Regions from separate parts of the Mus musculus genome. Here all the other regions are linked to region 2. A link is a loop called in an ENCODE intact Hi-C map of the cell type or tissue named here. Cell type or tissue: left cerebral cortex. All regions are shown on one strand.

Region 1 (8,000 bases), 1.3 Mb before region 2:
GCCTGCAGGGCAGTGATACTGAATGAATTTAGTGCCTGTGAAGGAGGCCGGATCGGCAGGCCCTGGGACAAACTGCCTCTTTGTTCTCAGTACACCCCCTAGACAAACAGTGCCAGTTTTCTTCTGGGCCCTAGCCACACTCAGCTGTGAGGAGAGGAGCAAGAAGCTCTGTTGATTTCAGCCCTTGAAGGGATCCATTTATTTGTGTCTTGGAGACCCACTGGCAGCCTGCAGGCTTCGGGGATGAGGTCTTAAGCTAACACTTGCCAAGTTACCAACTTCAAACACTTTTTACTGTAGCCTACAGTGAGAAAAAATGTTTTACACCTTGAACCAGTGACACAGGCACATCACATGCACACACACACACACACACACACACACACACTTTTCATGTTTAGAATATGAAATGGGGCCAGCAGGATGGCTCAGTGGTTAGAGTGCCTACTTCATAAGCATGAGGACCTAAATTCAGAACCCCAAAGTCACCCAAAAATCAGGCATGAGGGCAGGCAGCTGTAATCCCAGCATCTCGTGAGGGCTGACGCAGGAGCTGGAGGGAAGGGTGTTCTCTGGCCTGGCAGCCTAACCAAAATTAGAGCTCCTGGTTCAAAGGGAGACCCTGCCTGAAAAAATAAGGTGGAATGGAGACTCCAGGGTAATAGCATTGTCCAGAAATGGCACAGTCGATGAGCATATGAACCCATGGAGACTGTGCCAGCACGCACAAGACCCTCACATGTTCGACCCAGACAAAATCCCAGCCTAAGGAAGGAGAAGTGGGCACAAAGCACCACGACTGGCCAAGAAGCTGTTTGCAAGGGGTAAGTGATGGGGGAAGACAGATTGGTTCTCTCCAGTGGAGGGACACATCAACCACAGTTCAGGGCAAGCCCCACGCTCAGGAGAAGTTGGCCAACACAAAATGAACTCTGTGATTTTTGTGTGGGTTTGTTTGTTTTGTTTTGAGAGAGAAAGAACATGAAGGTAGGTGGGTAGGGAGGTGGGTATCTGTAAGGAGTTGGAATGTGGGAAAATACATTGTATGAAACATTTTCAATTAAAAAGATTTTATGGTGATAGAATATACCTACTGTTGAGCTCTCTGGCTCCACATACACACATTCACACATGTACACACTCACATATAAGCACACACTTACCCACATGCACACACACCTACACACACAGGCACACACTCACACACAGGCACACACTTACACAATGCACACACATCTACACACATGCACACATGCCTACACATTCACATAAGCCTACACACACACATTCACCCAACATGCACACACTCACACACAGGTACACACTCACACACATGCACCCCCCCACTCACCCATTCACCCTCATGTACACACTCAAACACACACACAAACACACATTCAAACACAGACACACACACACATGCACACACCCACCCTCATGTACATACTCAAACACACACACACACACACACACACACACACACACACACACACACACACACTGTCTTTGAAAAGGCAGATATTGCCAGGAATGGTGGTACACACCTTTAATCCTCGCACTTGGGAGGCAGAAGTAGGAAAATCTCTATTGAGTTCCAGGCTAACCTGATCTACATAGAGAGTTCCAGGATAATTAAGGCTACATAGAGAGACCCCACCTCAAAAATAAAGATTAAAAAATAAAATAAATAAATAAAAAAGACATTGTATAGGAACATATTCTTCACCTACACTTTAAAATATTCTAATTTTTATGAAAAATTTACCAATCCTTTTGTCAACTAATGAAAACTTTTTACCATTGTCCAGTTCTAAGAAAAGCTCTTCATTGATCTATTGGAACAAACTAACTCGAGAAATTGAAATTGTCTGGAAATTACCCTTCTAGTTGAAACTTGAATATTGTTTCCCTTGAAGTCCAAATCAGCAAAAAGTCTACGTCTCATGCATAAAGATGATTATTTGTTTATCTATAATTATTTTGCAGTGGTAGGCATCAACCATGTGTTGGACATGCAAAGAACGTACTATATTACCCTGAATTATTTCTTAAACTGTAGTCAGATAGCTTAGGCTGTTCTTAACTCATTATGCGCAGAGGCTTTCTGTAAGCTCATGACCTTTTGCCTTAGTCTTTCAAGTGTTGGGATTATATGCTGACATCACCTCTACCCATAGGTTTTAAAAGCATTAAAGAATAATTTTTATTATTTTGTGTGTATGGGTGTTTTGTTTGCATGTCTATGTGCCATGTGTGTACAGTGCTGTGGAAGGCCACAAGAGGGCATCAGATCCCTTGGAACAGGAGTTATAGATGGTTGTGAGCTGTCATGTGGGTGCTGGGAATTGAATCCAGGTCCTCTGAAGGAGCAATCCGTGTTCTTAACTGCTGAACTGTCTCTCCAGTCCAGTCTCATAGCTATTTATTGTAAAGTTTTTTTTATTTTTAAACATGTGTTTTGGTCAGCGTTCTATTGTTGTGAAGAGATACCATAACTATGACAAGTCTTATAAAAGAAAGCATTTAGCCTATTATCATCATGTCGGGAAGCATGGTGGAACACAGGCAGACATGGTGCTGGAGAAGTAGCTGAGAGTTCTACATTTAGATCTGCAGTCAGTAGGAAGAGAGAGAGAGCCACTGGGTTTGGCTTAGGCCTTTGAAATCTCAAAGCACACTTCCAGTGACATACTTCTTCCAACAAGGACATTCTTCCTAGTCCTTCTCAAGGAGTGTCACTCCCTGATGACCAAGCATTTGCATATATGAGCCTTAGGGGCCATTCTTATTCAAATCATATAATATGCAATAGTATCTGCATATAGAAGCATTGGACCAACTTCTGCCAATGGCCAAATGTTTGACAGCTATTGGGTGAACTAGATCCAATTTCTGTACTTTGCCATCTTGCTCTGTGGCTTAGGACGGCGGTCTCTGGGGATTTACTCCGTGGTTGCTTCTTTTTTTTGGCTTCTGGCATTCAGAGGGCTGGAGAGAATAGATTTTGGTGTATCTACTGAGGTCACAGTTTCTACCAGATGGCCTTTCCTACCTAGTCTCCCAGTCTCTATGTTTCTATGACCACTTCCTCTTCTGGGGTTTGGCTATTTCTGAAGGTGTGATCCCTGTGGCTTTTCTGCATCCTGACTACTCTCTCTCTCTCTCTCTCCCTCCCTCCCCCCCTCTCTGCCCCCAAATTATTATCACTATTATTTTAATTTTTTAAATGTTTACTTTTTAAAATTTTATTTTTAGAGACAGGGTTTCTTTATGCAGCTCTGGCTGTCCTGGAGCTCACTCTGTTGACCATGCTGGGTTCATCTTGTCTCTGACTCCTGAGGGTTAAATACATGCACTATAACTCCTGGCTCTGACTATTCTTTTATAATCTGCTTAAAAACATTCCCTAAACTACCTAATTCCAGTAGGATATGTGTTTGCCAGGTCTTGACTTCTATACTGTTTCCCATGGGTCTTCTCACGATATTGTATATTTTATTGCCTTCCACTCTGTTCAGTGTCATGAAGCCTATTACAGGATAGGAGACTCACTTTGCATCCTGTGTGTTGACAGGCATACTCTTAACCCTGAGGAGTTTGAAAAAGCATGGACACCCGAGCCCCAACTACAGAGCTGCACACTTTGGGTCTGGGTGGCCCTAGGTTTCTGGTGCCAGGAGCTTCAGAGGAAACCTGAGATGGGGAAGTGACAGGTATGACTGACTGTAGTGTGTCTAGGGAAGACTGGGTGAAGCCTTCTGGGCCACCTCCAAACCCCCATGCAGCATCTGTAGCGTGCATGCACATGTGGGGTGCGTGCGTGCGTGCATGTGTGCATGCATGTGTGTGTGTGCATGTGTGTGTGTGTTCTTCCACTGTCTTGCCCAGGATCTCATCGTTTTCAGGAGTCCCTTAGTCTGATCCTAGAGGCTGAGGTCTAGAGAAGAACATGGGCTATGACTGCATACGCCACTGCCCTCTTGTGGGCATAGGCGAAACTGTGATAATGGCCTATGGTCTTCCCTTGGCCTTCAAATCCTAGGACCAAATGAGGTTTCAAAGAGCAACTTAGTCAAGCACAGCAGAAGCCGTGCCTAGCCTCTCCCGGAAGACAGCCTTTCCCTAACAGCCTTTGGCAAAGGAAGATGTCCTATTTCTCAGTTTCAAGGGTTGGTTAATTGCTTTAGAATTAGCGCTCCATAGTGAGGGGACCAGGAGGATTAATTGCCTTGCAGAATAACCCTAATTAAAAATCTGGCAGAGAATTTAAGACACACACCTCACACACACACACACACACACACACACACACACACACACACACACACACACACACAAGCCCTGGGAAGATAGGTCAGCTTAGTGGAAGGTTGAAGAACAGCAGGGACAGGGAGCAAGGTTCCTGTGTCCCTCCCGAGACACTGAGACGGAGACCCATGACTCTTCCTGGGTTCTTCTGAACTCCTTGGTAATCTTCCCTGTGGCTTCAGTCTCCCCGTGTCCCATCTTCTAAGCCAGGTCCTGAGCTTCACCCTGCTGGTCACTTCACACCACACACCTGCTCCTTGCCTTTGTTCAGCAATTCAAACAAACAAACAAACAAACAAACAAACAAACAACTCCTAATTTTCAGTAGCTCTTTTACAGCAACAATGGTAGCAACCTGCTATTCGATCCCATCAATTTATGTATAGTGTATGACACTTGATGTCATATTATTGTAACTAATAACATAAAAGGAGTGCTTTCCTTTTTGATGGGAAAGATACAAGAAAGGATGAATGTGTTCCTAAAACTAGATAGTTTTGATTGCTTAAATCTTCATGAAATAAATTTTTGTGCCCTGTTTGGATAACTGTTTATAGTGATTGTTGGCCACCCATAATCCCTTTGGGTATAAAGTATAATAAATGTTGGGGGTTCTTCCTGAAGGTTATTTCTGAGTTTTTCAATTTTCACATGTGAAAACTTGTAGCTTTATTACTCTTTTTGCCCCCTTCCTGTTCCTTGGCACTGGGGGGTGCTGTTGGCTAGGCTAAGAAGTAGTGTTTGCCCCGCTCCATGTCCGGTAGTTTCGTCTTCAATTATGCCAGTGCCAGTAGCACATTACTTCCCTGCTGGACGAGGGAATGTACATGCTAACGATGCTTCGGAGAGCAGGAGCACCCTTCAGAGGGCTTTTCCTGGCTTCTTGCAGGAATGGCATATTGCAAGAATGACTTACGAGCACGAAACCCAGACAGAGGAGGCATGTAACCCACCTGCATAAGTTCACCAGTGAATGGTGGCCAGGCGACCTTTGCCTTAGTACGGAGGTCCCTAAGTGGACAGGTCATCTTGCTAATGCTGTGACTGACGGGTGTGCGGAAATGGGATCTGCTTCCTGAAGTTATGGACATGTGACACTAAGCAGCAGCCTCACTGGTCAAACTTATTGGCATCAGATTTGAGTATGAATTCTTTCTTTTTCTTTTCCTAATATTGGTTTTTCCTTGGGCAAGATAGAAAATTCCTTAAGCCTCAGTCTTCCTATCTGAGGAGTGGGGTTTAAAATGTTTGCCTCGTACAATATCTATGGGGCTGGCTGAAATAAGCTTACCAAGCTACAGCCTGAAGTCTGTCAGGGCTCCATCAATTTATTTATGATGTTTATTACAACGTCACTCTGGTTATCTGGCCCACAGAGGTTTTCACGTACAATAACATCCAGGAATCCTGGCCAGAGAAGACCACAGCACAAGTCACTGTACCCGGTAACAGCCAAGCAAGCTTGCATTTGCTAAAGAGCCTCACGCAAACTGCACTTGTTTCCAGCTCTGCCGTGGCTCCGCCAACGAGGCTCTTTAAATGGAAGATGCTAAAGGGAGTTTGCATGGCCCTGTGTCCCCTTCTCTACTAATGAATGACACTGAGGAGAATTTAGAAGGTTTGTCTCAATCTGGCAGATCACTCACTGGGGCTAGCAAGCAGTGACAGGTGAATGTCAGTATGTATGTTATCCATTTTCCCATCTCTGTATCCCCAGTCAGCCCCCAACTCTTTCTGCAGTTGTAATTGTAATTGTCAGGGTTCTCTGGAGGAATGGAACAAGTAGGATGAAAAAAAACGCGAATTCGTGAAGTCAGTTTTAAAATAATAGCACCAGCAGACATATGCTACAGAGCTGAAAATGCAGTCCGTGAGGCTCGTGCCTCAGCAGTTGGAGTAGCCCCACAGAGGCTGCTCAGACTAAAAGGCTGGGTACCTCAGGGGTCCCTAATCTGGTTCTGGAAACGCAAAAGGTTTCTGGAGAACCGCTGGTCCCTTGTCTGTAGTAAGAGCTTGCAGACTCGGGTTCTGAGAAGACAAAAGAATCATCTCCAACAACAGGCAAATTTACTCAGCGCAGGAGGGGAGGCCAAGGAGCAAAAGGTGGGCCGCTCTTCCTTCTGCCACGCCCCTTTACCCAGGATGCTCCGGGAAGATGCACACACTGGAGCGGGTTTTCCCATCATTCAAGGCAATCTGGATTTTGGCTTCCTACTCAAGGTGATTCTAATGTAGAAGGCGACATTAAAACCAACCATAATAAAAAATTCAAACTACTACCCTATTGAGTGCTTTACATGGGTTGTATATTAATTCTCTTAACCCAGAGACTTTTGGTCATCTGTGTTTTACTGATGAGAAACTTGGCACAGAGGGGGCGAGTTATGAGCCTCGCAGCACACAGCTGCTAGTTGGGGCTAGTCTCTTTTCTAGCGTTCATAGCCTAGTCTAGACGCGTTCTGAGTAGAGTTTGTCCTACCTTAGGCATTTTTAAATCCTCAGGACCAAAGGGACTTCTGACGGTGTCTGCTGTGTTGTTGAACTGTTAGGCATAGACTTAATTGGGAAGTTTGAAAATGCCGCTCTTGCCTGGTATCAGCCTCAGCTCTGTCTTCTGGCCTGAGCCTATGCTGTCTCTGTCTCCTGGCCAGCAGGTAAAGACCCTTCATTCTTCCCCCAGCTGCAGCCCTTATGCCTCATTCTGCTATTGGGCACCAGGGGGTGCTGTTGGCTAGACTAAGAAGTAGCGATTCTCCTAGCTTAGGTTTGATGTTTTTGTTTTGTTTTCAAAATTTTCATGTGTGTTTCTTCCTAAGAACTCGGTGGAGGGCTGTGGAGAGGGACAGTGACCTGAGGCTTGAGCTAGACGTCCCTGGATCTTTGCGTGTTAATCAATGCTGTTGAAGCGGGAAGGCCAATCTTTGGAGAGTCTGAACTTCCTCTTCTTTTGGGGTGTGTGTGTGTGTGTGTGTGTGTGTGTGTACGCGCGCGATGTATGTATTTGTGTGTGCAAGTGGCGTGCTTGTACTCACATGTGGAGGCTCTAGGAGGACATTAGATGTCTGACCTTATGTTTTCTCACTGTGTTCAGAGAAGGTTGCTCACAGTACCTGGAGCTAGGCTGTGAGCCATGAACCCCAGAGAGCCTCTGGTCTCCACCCCACATAGTACTTGGGCTCTAGCTACAGTTTTTAAAAAACATGGATGGTGAGGATTTAAACTTGAGCCCTCCTGCTTATGCTCAGCACTTTCTGTCTAATCACCTTTCATCAGCATTTTGTCCTTGTTCTGGAGGGAGGTGTTCAAAAGCAATCATAAAAGGCAAGGTGTGCTAGCTAGAATAACGGGTTCCCAGGAACCCCCTACTTAGTACTTGGGATGTGAGAATATGAGATCTTAAGGATCTGGCCTATCCCAGCAGAGCTATAAGCAACCACAAAGGTCTTTACCAGCTGGATGAGGGAGGGAGGTTAGGTGAAGGGATGGGAGCATGGAGGCAGGAGGGAGGCAGGGGGCAACAGGCAGGGTCCCAGTAGCATGTGAAGATGTTGTACTCCTGGCTGGCAGGATAGAGGCCATGGATGACGGAAAGAAGATCCAGGCTTCAGAAAGAGGGAAACTGATTTCTTCCTAGCATTTTCAGAGACGCTAATGCCTTGAGTCAGCCTAGGAAAGTTAATTTTGGACTTAGG
Region 2 (8,000 bases):
CCTGTATAGCGCCACACATGGCTGATAAAAGATCAAGAGTCACAGCTCAAAGTAGTTTTGCCAAATGAAAGCCGCTTCTGTGCCTTATAAAGCCAAAACATGGTTGGTTCAGTCATCCAAAGTCTGAGACCCCGAATCTGACACTTGTAACCACCGTCCCTGCTAAGCCAAGCCTGAGCCACTTCTTCTTAGATCTAAGCACCTTCCCTCTACCAGGCCAGCCAGCTGCTGCTCTCTCACTTCTGGCCATCTCATTTCCAAACTCCAGCCACCTGACTCTTAGGAAATGGAAGCCAGATGGTGCCACATAGCTACTTGCCATCGTCGGGCAAAGCTGGTTTCCACTAAGGGTTCCACGCCCTTTATGATGTGAGCTTCTATCCCTTGCTTGCCTTGCTTCTTTAGCGTACACTTGGCTGCTTGCTCTTCATCAAAGAAGCTTAGATGAACTATGCATCTCAACAGAATCTTTCCCCCAAAACATCCACACAACCACTCTCTAACTTAAAGTCTCTGTTCAGTTTCTTCTTCATATTTATTGACCTTTGACACTGTGCCCCTTAAAGTGGCAGTCTCCTCGGTTGTCTCATGACCTTAGAGCCTTCTCTGCTTCGAATGTCTGCATTGCATTAGCTACCGTTTAACCCTTAGAGTTTCGCTTCCTTCTCCTTTCTTACTAGTATATAAAGTGTCATGAATGTGTTTTATACAGCTACATAGCTGAGTCTGATCTCGAACTTTTGATCCTGCCTCAGCCTTCCAGGTGCTGGAACTACACTCATGTACCAGTGTGCCTGGCTAACGCAGAGATTTGGGACTATTTGGTTCCTAACTGTATCCATGTATCCAAAAAGGAAACTGACAATACAAAGGAGGTGATATATATATAATATATATTTTAAAATATATATATTTTAAAGGAATGTTCCGTTGGCTTTCTAAAACAATAGATGGATCCTCTCCAGATGAGAAACTACCCATATTTCTCTTTGGGTCCTTCCCCCTCATCTTTCTGAGCAGAGGAAGACGTGCACTGATTTTTCTTGTTCTATAAAATGTTACTAGGAAGCAAATACGTCCTTTGGTACTTTTTGTACATCCTGTCTGTTCGGCTGGAGTAATTAATTCTTGCTCCTGCTGCCTGGCTTAGAGCCGGCTCCCAGGAGCTATGATTCACCAACCTGAGCCTAGGCCCTAGCCCTGTTCTGACTGGTGGTGCCATACCATGTAGCAATAATGTACTGCCCTTCAGCTTCTTCACCTAAAAACCCCAGGGACAATGACCTCCAGGTCTTTGTCCCATCAGGTTGATAAGCAGAAGTGGTGGTGGGCAGTTCGGATGCTGGCTAGCCAGAGAGGGCAGAATGTAAATGCTTTTCTTTTCTTTTCTTTTTTCTGAATCCACAGGCTGAATCAGTTCAGCCTGGCAAGTTGCCAACTCGGAAGAAGGTCCCAAAAGTTGACCAATAGAGGTTGACATGGTGACACCTGCCTGTAATTCAAGCATTTAAAAGGTTGAGGCCAGTCTGGGCTGTAAATCCATACCCTTTCTAAATAAAATAATTTCCCCCACCCCACTAAAGGAAGTAGTTTCTAAACATGGTAGCACCACAAATGGGCTGGAACTGGGGTTCTTGGCTCCCCCTTTCCAAAACTCAACTAACTGAATGGTGTGAACCACCAGAGGTACCAGTGTTGCCAGAGATGCAAGCACCCCTTTAAAACTCCAGAGCAATCCTTGCCAGCCACAGATGAGCGAATCCACCATCCTGACTGTAAACCAAACATCTGGGTGGGAAGTAACACAATTTCAATAGTAAATAACTTTGTTCCCAAATATGTAATAGAGACATGGCACAACATGCTTGTATATATCTGTGAAATGCAAGTCACTAACAGAACAGCAGGGCAAGGACTAGAAGGGATGGGGTTAGCCAGGCAAAATCTCTGACTATGCTAACAGCATCCAGCTGATCGAAGCCATTCAAACCCTCGCGTTGCTTTTGTCAAAACCAAAATCCTCCAGTGTCCCCCTGTGTGGCTCAGACTGGCTTTAGCTTTTCAACACCCCAGCCTCTGGAGCTACCGCAAGCCTGGGCTCTGTTTTTTCATGCACCTTCGGTCTCACTTAAGTGAGATAGATCCCTAGGGCTCAAGGGCATTAGCACTTTTGCCCCAGCCCACAGAGTTCTTAGGGAACAGCGATGTAAAAAATGCCACAGGGCATATCACTTACTACGAGGCTACCTTTTCCCAGAGTCATGCTCTGTCCTTGAACCTGGACACCCATCTGCCACCGCAGAGGCCGGACAGAGAAGGAAAGTCAACAATGAAGTGACAGGCACTTGAACTGTGCCCTGAGTTAGAGAGAGCTCCTCGGGTTCTATAGAGACAGAGGGCACAGGCTGCCTGAGCAAGGCCAGCATGCCAGTTTCATAGCGGGACACCTGACATGTTTGGCCCGGCCCAGGACACACTGGCAGCTCTTTCCCTAGAGCTTCCTCCTTTGGAAGGAACTAAAGTTCGCAAGATTACAGCCCACACGCGAGCGGGTGCCTTACCTCCTCCATTGTGGTCCTCCTAGGCAGCGACTGGGAGACAATGCCAGCTTCCCAGAGTTGGATCCTGGGGCCAACAATGCTCTCGCCTCCGCCAGCCAGCTTGCAGTCACTTCGCCTGTCCCGGAGGAGCTGGAGCCGGGGCTCCTCACCTGCTCCACCTGGGCTGTGGCTCCTCCCTCTCTCGGGTGGGCGGGCCTCCATCCTGCCAGCCGGACCTGCTGCATAGGGGTAGGGGCCGGTGTGTGGGCAGAAGGCCACTGGTCCCGGGCTTCCTTGCCATCACTCCCTTTGCACTGGTTTCATTTTGTGCCTGAGTCGGGTCCTCTCCCATCACATCCCATCTGGGGGAGTTTCTGAGAGCTGAGTACATCTTGTCCCTAAAGTTAGACTGAAAAAAAAAAAAAAAAAAGCTCAGGACACCGTGATCTCCTTTAGTGAGCGCCCTCACCCAACTCCGCCCCTGCTGATGGCTACTTAATTTCACAAAAGCTGCTCAGGGCTCCTAGAAAAGAAAGCTCTTAAGTGTCGCTAAGCTGGCAGGTGCTTTTATTGGGGGGGGGGGGGGGGTGAGCGGAAGCTGAAATAAATTACACCTGTTTTTAAAGACAGGCATGGTCGCGGTGTTTTAAGACATGAATCCCTTTAGCTCTTACAAGTAGCCCTGGAATCAAGTTCAGCTGTCCTCCTTTTAGCAGGGCACTAACTGGAGCTTGGAGAGATGGCCTTAACTAGCTCGGAGTGATGCTGGTAGGATGCTGAAGGAAAGGAGCTCTGATGGACAATGACTCCGGGTTCTGATTTCTTTGCTGTTTCCTGCCTGAGCTGATCCTGGCTGGAAACCCAAACTTCAGTTCCTAGATTTGGGGTGGGGGTGGGGGTGGGGCAGCAGATCTCTCAGCTGTCCTGGGGATTGGAGGTGGGCAGGTGCTCTGATTTATATACGGCCTGCTGAGTTTCATTGCTTTTTATGGACTAAAAAAAAAAATGTTTTTGTTTGTTTGTCTGTTTGGTTGTTGTTTGGTGCAGGTTCTCCTACTCAAGCTGCCTTCAAACTCACATTATAACTTGGAATGCCTCCAACCAAATCATTATTGTTGTCTTCTCTGTTTATAGCCCTGGCTATCCTGGCTATCACTGTGTAGACCAGGTTGGCCTCAAACTCACAGAGATCTATTTGCCTGTGTCTCCCTAGTGCTATGATTTAAGGCATGCACCACCATGCCTGGCTTTCAAAGTCTTAAAAAAGGTCGGTAACCGTAGGCCATCGAGGCGTCCCTGAGACGCTGCAACACTGAGAGGACAGTGAAGGTGTGCTGACTACCACACAACACCCACTGTTGGGTAGGCGAGACATGGGACCAGTACTTTGTCCACTCCAGAGTCACTGTCAGACCCTATGTGAGATACACATTAGACAGCATGCTTCCATGTATAAACACTGGCTCCTCAGACTTCAAGGCTTGAATGTGAACATGATTTTAGCAATAATCAGAATAAATTGTATATATCCCATGATTACCTTAAATACTTAAATTTTATTTTGTGTATTGAACACAGAAATTCATAATAAACAGTATTTATAATGGAAACAAAAAGTCTTAAAATAATAAGATTCCCTTGTCTTGACAGGAGCAGGGGAAGGAGAGTAGGTAGGAAGTACTGCTTGCTTGTCCCCTAAGAGGTAACCGACTGCACGATTTTCACTTTGCCCAGCACTGCTCACAGTCCTTTGCTGTCTTTCCTCAAGGCCAAGGGTCCTTTATGACCTATGCTCAGCACAGCTCTGCGCCCCAGGGGCCATTGGGCCTCCAACATCCCCATGGTCCCAACACAAGGGCTCCCCCTGGTGGCGTCAGGACAGCCTACATGGCCGAGGATAAGCAGGGCTTCAGGGTCTCCTAGAGGTTTCCTTTGGTTTGGCCCTAAACTAGTTAGAGTGGTGAGTCCTAGTGTTTACGAGGTACCTTCATTTAGCTGTTGGGCGTGGGGACTATATTGCCAGTAGGCTTGGCCTCCTCCTCCTTCCCTTGGGCTCTTTTGAATTTCCTGGCCTTTTCCTATACTTACTACGATCTAACTGTAGTTAACATTTAGAAGCTAGGATCTGCATGTGGGCAAGGAAGAGGTAGTTTTATTTCTAAGCCTGGGTTACCAATATAATGTTTCTTACTTCTATGTTTTCCTATGAATTTTATAACTTGGTTTTACTTTACAACTGAATACAATTCCACCTTGCATGTGTAACCCATTTCATTACCAGTTCATCTGTTGATGGACATCTAGGCTGATTTTTGTGTTAAGAGAGAGAAAGAATATGATGTTGAGTGAGTGGAAATGGCAGGATCTGGGCACAGTGGAGAAGGGGAAAGAGTATAACAAAATATATTGTATAATTTTTAAATTAATTAACTCTTCTGTGTGTATTTTGTCTGCATGTATTTATGTGCAGTACAGGTCTGAAGTGCATGCAGAGCCAGAAGAGGGTTGTTTGTTTGTTTGTTTGTTTGTTTTTTATCTTCTGGGACTATAGTTACAGACCACTGAAAGCCACCATGTGGGTGCTGGGAATCGAACCCAGGTCCTTTGTAGAAGCAAGTGCTTTAACTAGCGTCATGTCGCTTGCTCATTTATCTCTTGATGACAAACATCATGACTTAACTGAGGCCAAAGGGATGATAGGGGAAGAGGAAATTACAGAGGCAGAAAAATCCAGTGGGAAAGGGGTTGGGGAAATGGAGATGCCAGGAGGATTACATCAGAACTAAATGTGTATGGACTTTTGGGGACATTATTTCTTCAATAATTATCTATCATTATGTTGTATTAGATATTATAAGTAATAAAAACATTGCTAAGTAAACAGACAAAAGAGAGAGGTAGGAGAGTAGTCGCCTAGCACCATGTATCATCCTGAAAATTATCATAAGATGCAGATGGAAAATACAGTTCCCACTAAGTCCCTCTGTGATGTTCTTTGTCTTTAAAGTGAAGGCCAGCAAGGTTAACTTCAGGACTAACGGCCATCTGAACTCTGGCAAGGTTCTTAGCACTTCGCAAGACCCCACATGCCATTCCTCTTGTCCTCTCTCCTCTTACCTCAAATCACTGTTATCAATGTTGCAATGCACAGGTCACGCCTAGCTACGGGAATGGGGTAGCACTGTTTCATCCTCCACCCTCAACCGCAGTGATCTCAAATTGCTCACAAGCCCCATCCTGTGATTGAGCTGGTCCCAGTGAGTGGGTGCCCAGCTCCACCAGAAGACAAATCACACATGCTGACACGGGAGGGGGAAAGCTAGCAAATACAGTCACTGTGAAGAGTTGGAGATGTGAGGTCTGAATTTTGACCTGAGTAAAACTAGATCTCACTGTACCTTAGGAATGAACACTATTCAGTCAAGAAAGATGCGATCTGACCAAGTACCTGGTACTCTGGCCCCGGGCCAGGAGAAATTGCCCCATGAGTTCCAGTTAACCAGGGACGAGGAAATGGCTGATTGCAAATGTCTCAGACTATTGTCTGCAGAAAACAGGACCATAGACCTTGCAGACTGCTCCCTAATTATCTTTATTATAAGCCCTACTCTCTAGTTGAGAACTGAGGCACACACAAGTTAAGTAGTCTCCTAAGGGCAACATTTAGCAAATGGAAGAACAGAAATTCCAGTCCTGATAGCCTGGCTCCAGTCTCCACCCTCGCAGCCAGCCTGTTTGCCATTTCTTTCAATGTTCAAGAAATACCAAACAATAAGCTTACAGGGTCTGAGAGCTTAAAGGTTTAAAGTAGGTTCCCCCAAATTAAGTTCTGAAAGTGGGAGGTGGGAGATCTTAACAGATAGACTGAAGTTGGGCTCAAAATCTTCTTTTAATATCTTTGGTTTGCTTTTCCTATAGGAGACACGGTGTGCCCCATCTCTGAGGAATTCTATTGCAGTGGATAGATACCATGACCAAGGCAACACTTACAAAGGAAAACACTAAACTGGGGCTGGCTTACAGTTCAGAGATTTAGTGCTTTATTGTCATGGTGGAAAGCATGGAAGCATGAGGGCAGACATGGTGCTGGAGTAGGAGTTGAGAGGTCTACATCTTGATCTGCAGGCAGGAGGAAGAGACTGTGAGCCATTAGACCTGGCCTGAGCTTCTGAGACTTCAAAGTCCACCTGCTAGTGGCAAATTTTCTACACCTGCTCCAACGTGGCTACACCTTCTAGTAGTGCCACTCCCTACAAGTCTACGGAGGACATTTTTATTCAAACTACCACACACCCCCATTTAAGTCCTATCTATTTTTTGGGCTACTGCCCTCCAAGCCTAACTTCATTAGTCATTACTGGAGAAGTCATTATTATCTTCTCCAGAGAGCCTATGACTATCTACAAAAGACAAAATCAGACCTGTTTACTTTTACTCATAGAAGGAGGGCTTTGGAAGGGTCTTTAGATCCTTTCCTAAAATTCTAGCTATTCCCTGCCTTCTGTGCTGTACCTCCTAGCTGTAATTCTGTCCAAACTGCCTGTGGTCTAGGAAGGTGAAGAGGTTTTTTTTTGTTGTTGTTTTGGTTTGTTTTTTTTTTTTTTTTTTTTTGGTTTGGTTTGGTTTGGTTTGGTTTGGTTTTTTTGTGACAGCGTTTCTCTGTATAGCTCTGACTGTCCTGGAAGTCACTCTGTAGATCAGGCTGGCCCCAAACTCAGAAATCGGCCTGCCTCTGCCTCCCAAGTGCTGGCATTAAAGGCATGGGCCACCACTGCCTGGCTGGGAGGTGAAGAGTTAACGGAAGTGGGGACTCCATATTTGCAGTTTGAGGGAAGTCACCACTCACACTGGGGTGGGACTCTTCAGTGGTGAAGCTCCTTGGGAGCCACCTACATCCTTCAAAGAACCTCTCGCCTATGCTTCTGTGAGTAAGCTCAATAGACTCGTTGAATCACTGAGCTAGACTTGGGCACAGTCACAACTTTGGTCCCTGGTTTCAGCCTATCTGGAGTGAACAAACATTCATTTGTGAATTCCAGGAAAAGATAATGCAACAGGCAGTGAATAGCAGACAACTGTATTCTGGCACATTCTAGATTGTTCCAAACCTTTCAGCCTCAGATATTTCCTATCACATCACTGTTTTTTATTTCTTGACAAATGTATTACTTACACTTTGTACCATAAGTAATGGCTTATCCACAATACCCTAAAGTGACGAAGGAATATATATATATGTATATATATAACATGGGAAAGTGGGAAGAAAGCCTGTGCATTCTCCATTTCCCTGGGTAAGCCTTGAGCACGATCTGTCATGTGGTGCACAGATTGATTGTCAGTCAGGATGCTGCTGCTGGAGTAACCCACTATTAATATTAACACTATTATTGGTTACATTAATCATGTCTGAGGACTTTCAGCAGAACATGTAATTTGTTTATGTATAATTTATATCCC
Region 3 (8,000 bases), 92 kb before region 2:
ATTAAAATTACTCTACATGTATAGATAAGTTCAACAGTCTAGAAAGGAGACTAAGAAGATAAAGAGGTGCTGAAGAAGGGGTGGGGCAAAAGACACATGTAACATGAAGGATGGAGGGGCTGCAGAGGAGGGTAAGGGAGTAGAGAGGAAGAAGTTTTAAGAGGGGGTGGGGACATAGAGGTTGGAAGAGGTGGGTGGAGAACACACTTCAATAGAAAATGCTGTAAATGCTATAATGGCATCAAATACTTTGTATGCTAATTTTTAAAATAATAAAATAGGAGTTGGATAGATGGCTCAGTGACTTAAGAACCATCCAGTTATCTATAGTGTTGACAAGCCTAAATACTTCAGTAACTCTGCACTAGGAAACCTTTAAACACAATAATGCATATGTTAGAAAGCTTACATTTTCATAGTTGCTATGTTTTGATTCCCTTTACATATGCAATCCTAGGAACTGAACTCTGGTCTTGGCACATGCAAGGCAAGCACTCTACCACTTAACTATATTTCAAACCTCAAACTTTGTGGCCCCGGTAGGTCTTGAACTTGCTAGTCCTGGCTTCAACCTCCATAGTAGCCAGTATTACAGACCTCTGCCACCAAGCCTGCCTTTTCTTCAGATTCTGCTCAGAGGGTCCTTCAGGATATGAAGGTTCCAGCCCCTTCCAGTCATTGAAGCTGCACCTGAGAAGGCTTTTGCGAGGCCCTAGGACTTGCTGGGGATCTTACACGCCTCTCTTTTGAAGCCTAGAAGATAGCTCTAGAAACTACTTCCTTTTCTAATGGCCTCATGTTCACTCATTTATGGTTTCTGTATGAGATCCCAGAAGGAGGAACTCTGACCCAGTCCCAGTGGATCTGCGATAAGCTCTGCACAATACCAGGCACAGAACAGGGTTTAGTGTGAGCTTGTGCATGAAATTTGAAGGGAGCTAGAGCAGGACAGCAGGTGCAGGCTGGGCAGACACCCTCTCCCATGTTTAGTTTCTTTACTAAAACAATATATCCAAGTCTTTGAAGTTTTTGAAGCAGTAGAAAGGAAGAGGAAATAGAAAATGCAGCCTCTCCCACAATGTCATTAGGGTAGAAGTAACCACAAAAGAGAAGTGAGAACCTGGAAACAGACTGTCAGGTGCTGGGACACTTGATTTAACAAAATGGCATTGCAAATTGCTGGGGAAAATAAGAGACATTTCTCTGTATAGAAGAAAACAACTGGCTGTCACTTGTTAAAATAAAACTCAATTCACACGATACTTGATGTGCCCTGGTGGTCTAGGGGTTAGGACTCAACACTCTCACCACTGAGGCTCTGATTCAATCCCTAGTCAGGGAAGAAACCCTCTTTTGAAAACAAACACAACCCCCCCAAAAAAATCTCAGTTCAGGAGGATCTAAGGGTTGAGTTTAAAAGGCAAAGCTGCAACTTTTAGAAGAGAATATAGGAGTATGTTGAGCAAGCTAGGAGAAAGTTCTCTAAAAGATATAGAAAGCAATAATAAAAAGTAATTTAAAGATACATTAAGAATTTGAATTTCTATTCTTTGGAAGACTAGAATGGAAATCAAGAATGCCATCCAACAGGTGGAGAAGATGTAGTAATAGATGACATGAGAGAGGAAAAGAGTTGTATCCAAAATGAATTGTTTTAAACCTAAGAAGGAGGAAAATACTGACACCACCACAGAAAAGCAGTCAAACGATATGATATGAGTAGAGGATCGACTGAGTGTGTGTAACTGCACTGAAGCGTGATGTGACTCGAAGTACTATGATGTGATACTATTTACAGACACCGATGTGGCAAAAATGTCTTCTTTTTGTTCTGTGTGTTCTGTGGGAACCAGGGCAAACCCCACGTGCTGGAACGGCACTTGTGAATTTGTATCTGTATTTCCTCTTCCAAGTACATGAGGATACCAGGAATCAATTCTGTGGAAGTACTGATCGCACATGCACAATCACTCAGGAACTAAATGCCTACCAAGAGAATGGATTAACGTGGCAATATGCATCCTGGAATATTAATCAAAGAGCAGGAAAAAATGAAGGAAGCATGGCAGCAAAGCAGTAGAACTGAGTACCCTTTTACAAAAGTTACAGAATTCAGTATAACAGATGAAATCATGTTTACAATGAAACAATAATTTTGTCATATATAATTTGATAATTTTTTTTTGTTTTGAACAAGAAAAGAAAAGCACAAAAGCAGAAAAGGCACTCACCCTGGAGAAAAATAGTGTGCGGGTGAGGGGTGAGCAGGTGAGCAGATGGGGGTGAGCAGGTGAAGGGCATGCAGGTGAGGGGTGAGTAGGTGAGGGGTGTGCAGGTGAGCAGATGGGGGTGTGCAGATGACAGGTGAGCAGGTGAGGGGTGAGCAGGTTGGGGGGTGTGTACAGGTTGGGGGTACAGGTTGGGGGACATGCAGGTGGAGTGTGTGCAGGTGGGAGGGTGAGCGGATGTGGGATGAGCATATGGTGATGAGGATAGTATTGGCCATATTCTACTTCTTGTTCAATAGATATGGGCTGGCTGGTTTTATTGTGCTTTATAATGTACTGTTACAAATAGAGTTTAGTTTTCAAGGAAAAAGTTTTATTAATTTAACTTGGTATTACAGGGCCGTTGTCTAAAAATTCCAGGGCCACCTTCCAATCTCATACCATGAGACATCTATTTATGCTCTGATTATATGCCTTATGCTCCAACAAACCTGGGGAATCACACCTGTAATTTGAGCAGCTTGGGTATCTAAGGCAGAAAGATCCCAAGTTCAAGGCTAGTTTGGGCAATTTGGCAAAATCCTGAATAAAATAACATAACATAAAATAACGAGGGCTATGTAGTATGCTTCCCACACACCTGCATCTCTTTCAAAATATTCTTGTCCAACACAACCAAATTCTAGTGCATAATTGGAGAGAAATTGTTCCTTCTCCAAGATATGTATCATATCTATTTGTGAATTACTTTACACCCAATATCTGGCACTGAGGACACTATCAGTAAGTGTTAGTTGAATGAATTGATAGCACTGGAAGGCTTGAAGGTTTGAAATATTGGACAGTTTTGGAGTCCAAGGAACTCCCAGTAGTGTAGAATGTGGGGCGGGTGCAGGTGAGGCTGAGAGTTGCCAGAGGCAGTGTGGATTGCATCGTGAGAATGTTGGGTAAGTACTGAATGTTTAAAGCTGGTGGAATGTAGATTTTGTGACATGACTATTTGTTAACTAGTAAAATGGCCACTTATGGACTTAGGGAAATCTCTTTAAGAAGCAACACAGGTGGTAGTCGTGGTCATGTGGTGAGGGAGGGGAAGTGAGAAGTGTCAGAGACATAAGAACAAAACCTTGGGATGGCAGGCAGGAAAACTGAGGAAATCCGGGATCAAACCTAGGGGCAATAGAGATTAGAAGACAGATTTGGATAAGAGAAAACTGTATTCCGCGTTATTACAAACCTCCTGAGCTTAGGGCATATTGCTCTCAAGGCTTACTGGGACTCAGAAAAATTAATCTGGCCTTAAAATTTAATTTTTGATATTTTGGTTATAATTCTTGGGGTAGTGGAGAAAACACTAAAAAATATACAGGAGGGAAGACTGGGTTATCACACCTCTAATTCAAGCTACTTGGTAATCTAACGCAGGAAAATCCCAAATTCAAAGCCAGCTTTGGCAACTTAGCAAAGCCTTGAATAAAATAAAATACTTAAAATGAAAGGACTCGGGCAGTGTGCAGCGCCTGCCTAGAGAGGGCAGTGTGCAGCGCCTGCCTAGAGAGGGCAGTGTGCAGCGTCTGCCTAGAGAGGGCAGTGTGCAGCGCCTGCCTAGAGAGGGCAGTGTGCAGCGCCTGCCTAGAGAGGGCAGTGTGCAGCGCCTGCCTAGAGAGGGCAGTGTGCAGCGCCTGCCTAGAGAGGGCAGTGTGCAGCGCCTGCCTTGCATACGGGAGGCCTCATAACAATCCTCAGTCCTGCCAAAAGGAAACACAAAGGATGTTTGACGGGATAATAGGACTGTTATAGGGCATCTGACTTAAGGCATGGGTGGGAGAAGAAACCTCACATACAAAGTTTAAGACAAGCAAGAGAAGGAATGGGAACCATTCCATGGAAACACGGGGACAACAGGACGTGTTTTCCCTGTAAAGATTGCACGACCAGAATTTTAAAACACTGTAGAAAAACTCAATTATGGTATGGTCTTAAGAATGATCTCTTGGTTTAACAACAGCTTTACCAAGACAGCATGAGTCCTGGCCCATTGATCAGGGGCAGGTGACTGAAAACGAGAGGCCCCCATCACCAGCTGCTCGGTGGAGATTGAATAGTCGGAGGACAGCCAGCAACTGGGAGGGGCCCTGAGTCTGATTATGGCTTCCTTTCTAGAGATAATAGAGATAGCGGTTTAGTCCTTGAAAACTGTTCTATCAAACAGCCTTGCTACCCGGCACTTTTCAGTATACACAAAAGATTACTATTTGAATGTGCTGAAATTTTCGAGACTCAAAGATAAGAAACACAGGCTCCGAAGTTCCAATGCCTGTGGCTTGGTACCACCGCTGGGCCACCACTGGGAGTACTCATTGTTTTCCCTTCAGATCACAGGGAATAGCACCTCTGTCAGCATCTGCCTCCCTGACTGTATTTAGCAAAGCATCAGGCCGTGGTTGGTGGCCCCAGGGATGACCAGGGAAGTGAGCTGACTTACTTTGATTCTTTCTCACGTGTATCCACATCATCGTAGATGATACCATCCTGAGAATCATCCTGAGACCTAGGTCCTAGGGCATAGACAGGATCAAAAAAATTATTAGCAATGCATCGTACACCTCTGGCTTTCCAAATTATACACAATGACCTAATTATCCAAATGTGTCCTCAAGCCTTTTATCTGATTACATAGACGGACTGGAGCAGAATGAGTCTCTCTTGGGGAAGAAACACAACTGAGGGAATAAAACACAGCGAGCTCGCTGAGCATCTGACCTGTATATGTATTTACATCAATTTGATTTCATCGAATTGTAAGTTGTCCCATTTTCTGGAACTGAAAAATGATTTATATTGCTAGAACTTTGAGGGGACTTTTCATAATACCCATTGGAGAGAAATGGGGATGTATTGCTGGTCTCTGCCTACCACACACAGACACAAACAGACACACACACATACACACACACACACACACACACACACACACACACGTTTTCTTATTTCACACCAGTAGTTTGAAGCAATTGTTTCTTTAGAATGCTATTGTATTACATTGAATCTGAGTTAGCATATAATGATAATTAGTTATTTCTAGCTTGTAGTGCTCATGCTACCGTGCAACATAGACTTCTATGATTTTTAAATGATTCACCATTTGAAAAAGTCTGGGACACTTTGATATATTCACAATTAATTTTCCAGTATTCATAATTACTCTTAGCTTTGCTAATTTCTCACAGTACCTTTAGGCTTTGGCTGCGGGGTATAGATTCAATAGCCCTTATTTAAGTGCTTTGGGACAGAAAGTTTCAGACATCAAATCTTTTTGGATTTTACAGTTTTTGTACATACATAGTGGGAAATATACAGATTATATCTTGGAAGTAGAAGTCAAATGGAAACTTGAAGATAATTAATAGTTCATATGCATTTGCTACACGTATTCTAATAGTAACTCCGTACAATATTTTACTGTGCCTGCTATGTGACACACCTGTCACATGGAGTCAGATGGAGAAATTTTCAATTCTGTCAGCAATAAAAATCTTTTCAGATTTTGGTTTGTGGCATTGAGGATTAGAGGTAATCCATCTGTAAGATGAATTCCAATTCCAAGTTGCCTTTTACGTTTTTTATGACAATATTTGAGAAAGCTGCAATTTTATCAGGTCTATACAACCTTTGTTATTTACTTCGGTAGCTTATAATTCCGAAATATAATCACAGTTGTTGTTGAAAGTAACTATATTCCTAGTGCCCATTAACAAAAACCATGAACAAAATCACACAGATCTTGTTTATTGGTAAATTCCATGTACTGGATATGTATTGAGAGCATCCTATGTGTCAGGCACTGTGATAACTTAGACAACCAGTGACCCATTTTTAGTCAGCTACTGTGTGGACTGCAGCATGCTCATACTCAACTTGTCATGTCTTAGACTTGCTAACAAATCCATTAGAGCTGTGCAGATCAATGCAGAATGCCTAATTTCATAGTCAGAGACACTTGGGAAAAACAAACAAACAAACAAACAAACCATCACAAAGTATGGCTATGGGTCCTAGAAACCTCCTAAAAAGAGAGTAACATCTATATATGGAAATGCCAGAAAAAGGTTTCTCATTGCTCCAAAGCAGGAAGTACCGCTGTTGGAGATATCTTCTTTTATTCTGATGGGTCCATTTTTTTCCCATTGGGAAACCACCGTTCTTCCCCTGCCCCTTAATACACCAGTCCTGAAGACAGCAATACTGGTGGACAACAGCAAGCAAATGATACTTACCCAAGTCAGGCAGTGACACGGAAAATCCATTGCTAAGGAGGAAAAGACAAAAAAGGTCAAGGGAAAAAGTCATGCTCATGAATAGACAAATCCCAGATGCCATCCTATTGGCAGGTGCCTGGCCCAGACAACATCCTATTGGCAGGAACCTGCCTGGCCCAGATGTCATCATCCTGATGGCAAGTATCTGGTCCAGATGGTACTTCTAGGCAAGTCTGTCAAGTGAGACTCTTGCAGCTCTGTTTTGATTGTCCCTACCCCATTTCAAATGAGTGTATCCATCCCTGTGGACTGCCAGTAGTAACTCACTTCCTACCTACCTAACCAACTCTCCACCCAGGCTGCCTAGACCTGCATCCACAGAACCCACAACTATCTGTTAGTCTTCTAAGAGACAGTCAGATGTACTAAATGAGCATGAGGAATGGAAAAGAACAGGATACAGATAAATCCATAGGTCCTCTGCATATACTGCATCCTGTCTGTGTTTCTTAAGCCAAAAGAAGACTTGCACAGAGAAATCCCTGTCAGGCAGAAATGTAAGATGGCAACCTGCCAAGTGGGAGAGAATATGGAATATAGATAGATTTGGTTCTTGTCTCTTGTTTCTAAGGAGGTCACATGGAAAGAGATGCGTGCTAGGAAAGAAGGGAGGGAGACAGAGATACAGACAGGCCTGTGCCTTCACAGCCTTTAATTTCAAACCAATACTATAGGTGTTTTTGTATTAGCCACGAGCCAGGCTCTTATGTGGGATGATTGGATACAGTTTCTGTCCTAAAGGGAGATAGAAAATAAAGTAACCGTGCTCTGTGCTGTGATGGGAACTACAGAACCCACATTCATGTCTGGTTGGATGTCTTGGGAGATCTAGCTCCAGCAGACCGCTGAGCTTAAAATCACAAAACTGCAAGATTTTATAACTGGGAAGAACTTGAGAGAATAGCAGCTCCATACTATCTGAGTGCAGATGATTACTTGGCAAATTGCCCTCACAGAGGGCAGATCTAGACCTGTCAATTGGTATTGATGTTGGGGAGAAAGAAATGTCTCCAGAGGCTGCACAGTCCCCCTTCCACTGCACCCACGAGGGAGCCAAGTCCTGTAAGCACAAATGGAAGAAACTCCTCTCTCTTTCACTGTTTGTGGATTTGGAACCTTCCCAGAGGCTAATAGTGGAGGTTACATGAGGAGATGGAGGAGGGGGGTTCTAAGTCCAAGATCTTGAGATGCACAGACCTCATGCAGGTAACCCATGTCCACATCACAAGCACACTGCTGCTAACAAGGGAGACAAAGTGAATCTGGACAGGTCCACACGTCAGACCACTGGAGGTTGTGTGGCCAAGAGAGCACGAAACCATGTAACCACTAACATCATGTTTAGTGCTAATGACCCAAGATGTCAAAGATGAAAGCACATTTTCCATTCTGGATCTGGCTTGCTTATTCTGGTAATTTTTTTTTCTCCTCACTAGTTTCTTAGGGTATCATG

Evidence for each region. Peaks named below come from ENCODE experiments on the same cell type or tissue, not always from the same donor. Only the 100,000 strongest peaks of a DNase experiment are listed, where the experiment ranks them.
Region 1: it touches region 2 in a loop (13-fold over the local background); 13 of 42 quality-filtered maps call a loop at or near these places.
Region 3: a loop joins it to region 2, with 10 times the contacts of the local background. A loop is called at or near these places in 13 of 42 quality-filtered maps.

What each region holds. Positions count from the first base shown.
Region 1 is chr4:106,224,691-106,232,690 of GRCm38, reverse strand. No RefSeq gene overlaps it. Among named protein-coding and RNA genes, the nearest start is that of Gm12724, 8.4 kb to the left of the region's middle. In left cerebral cortex, CTCF peaks have their summits at 2,282 (motif pointing right), 3,982 (motif pointing left), 5,004 and 7,007 (motif pointing right); DNase peaks (open chromatin) are centred at 5,042, 5,867, 6,112, 7,031 and 1 more place; H3K27ac peaks cover 794 bases.
Region 2 is chr4:104,908,252-104,916,251 of GRCm38, reverse strand. Fyb2 (FYN binding protein 2) reads right to left here and starts at 2,691. Exons shown (of 20, transcript NM_001162980.2): 1 at 2,562-2,691. The coding sequence starts at 2,570. In left cerebral cortex, a CTCF peak has its summit at 4,409 (motif pointing left); DNase peaks (open chromatin) are centred at 1,133 and 4,410; H3K4me3 peaks cover 426 bases.
Region 3 is chr4:105,000,659-105,008,658 of GRCm38, reverse strand. It overlaps Fyb2 (FYN binding protein 2), which reads right to left. Exons shown (of 20, transcript NM_001162980.2): 14 at 6,506-6,537; 15 at 4,714-4,786. Among named protein-coding and RNA genes, the nearest start is that of Gm52670, 14 kb to the left of the region's middle. In left cerebral cortex, a CTCF peak has its summit at 3,743; DNase peaks (open chromatin) are centred at 3,767, 3,937 and 6,969.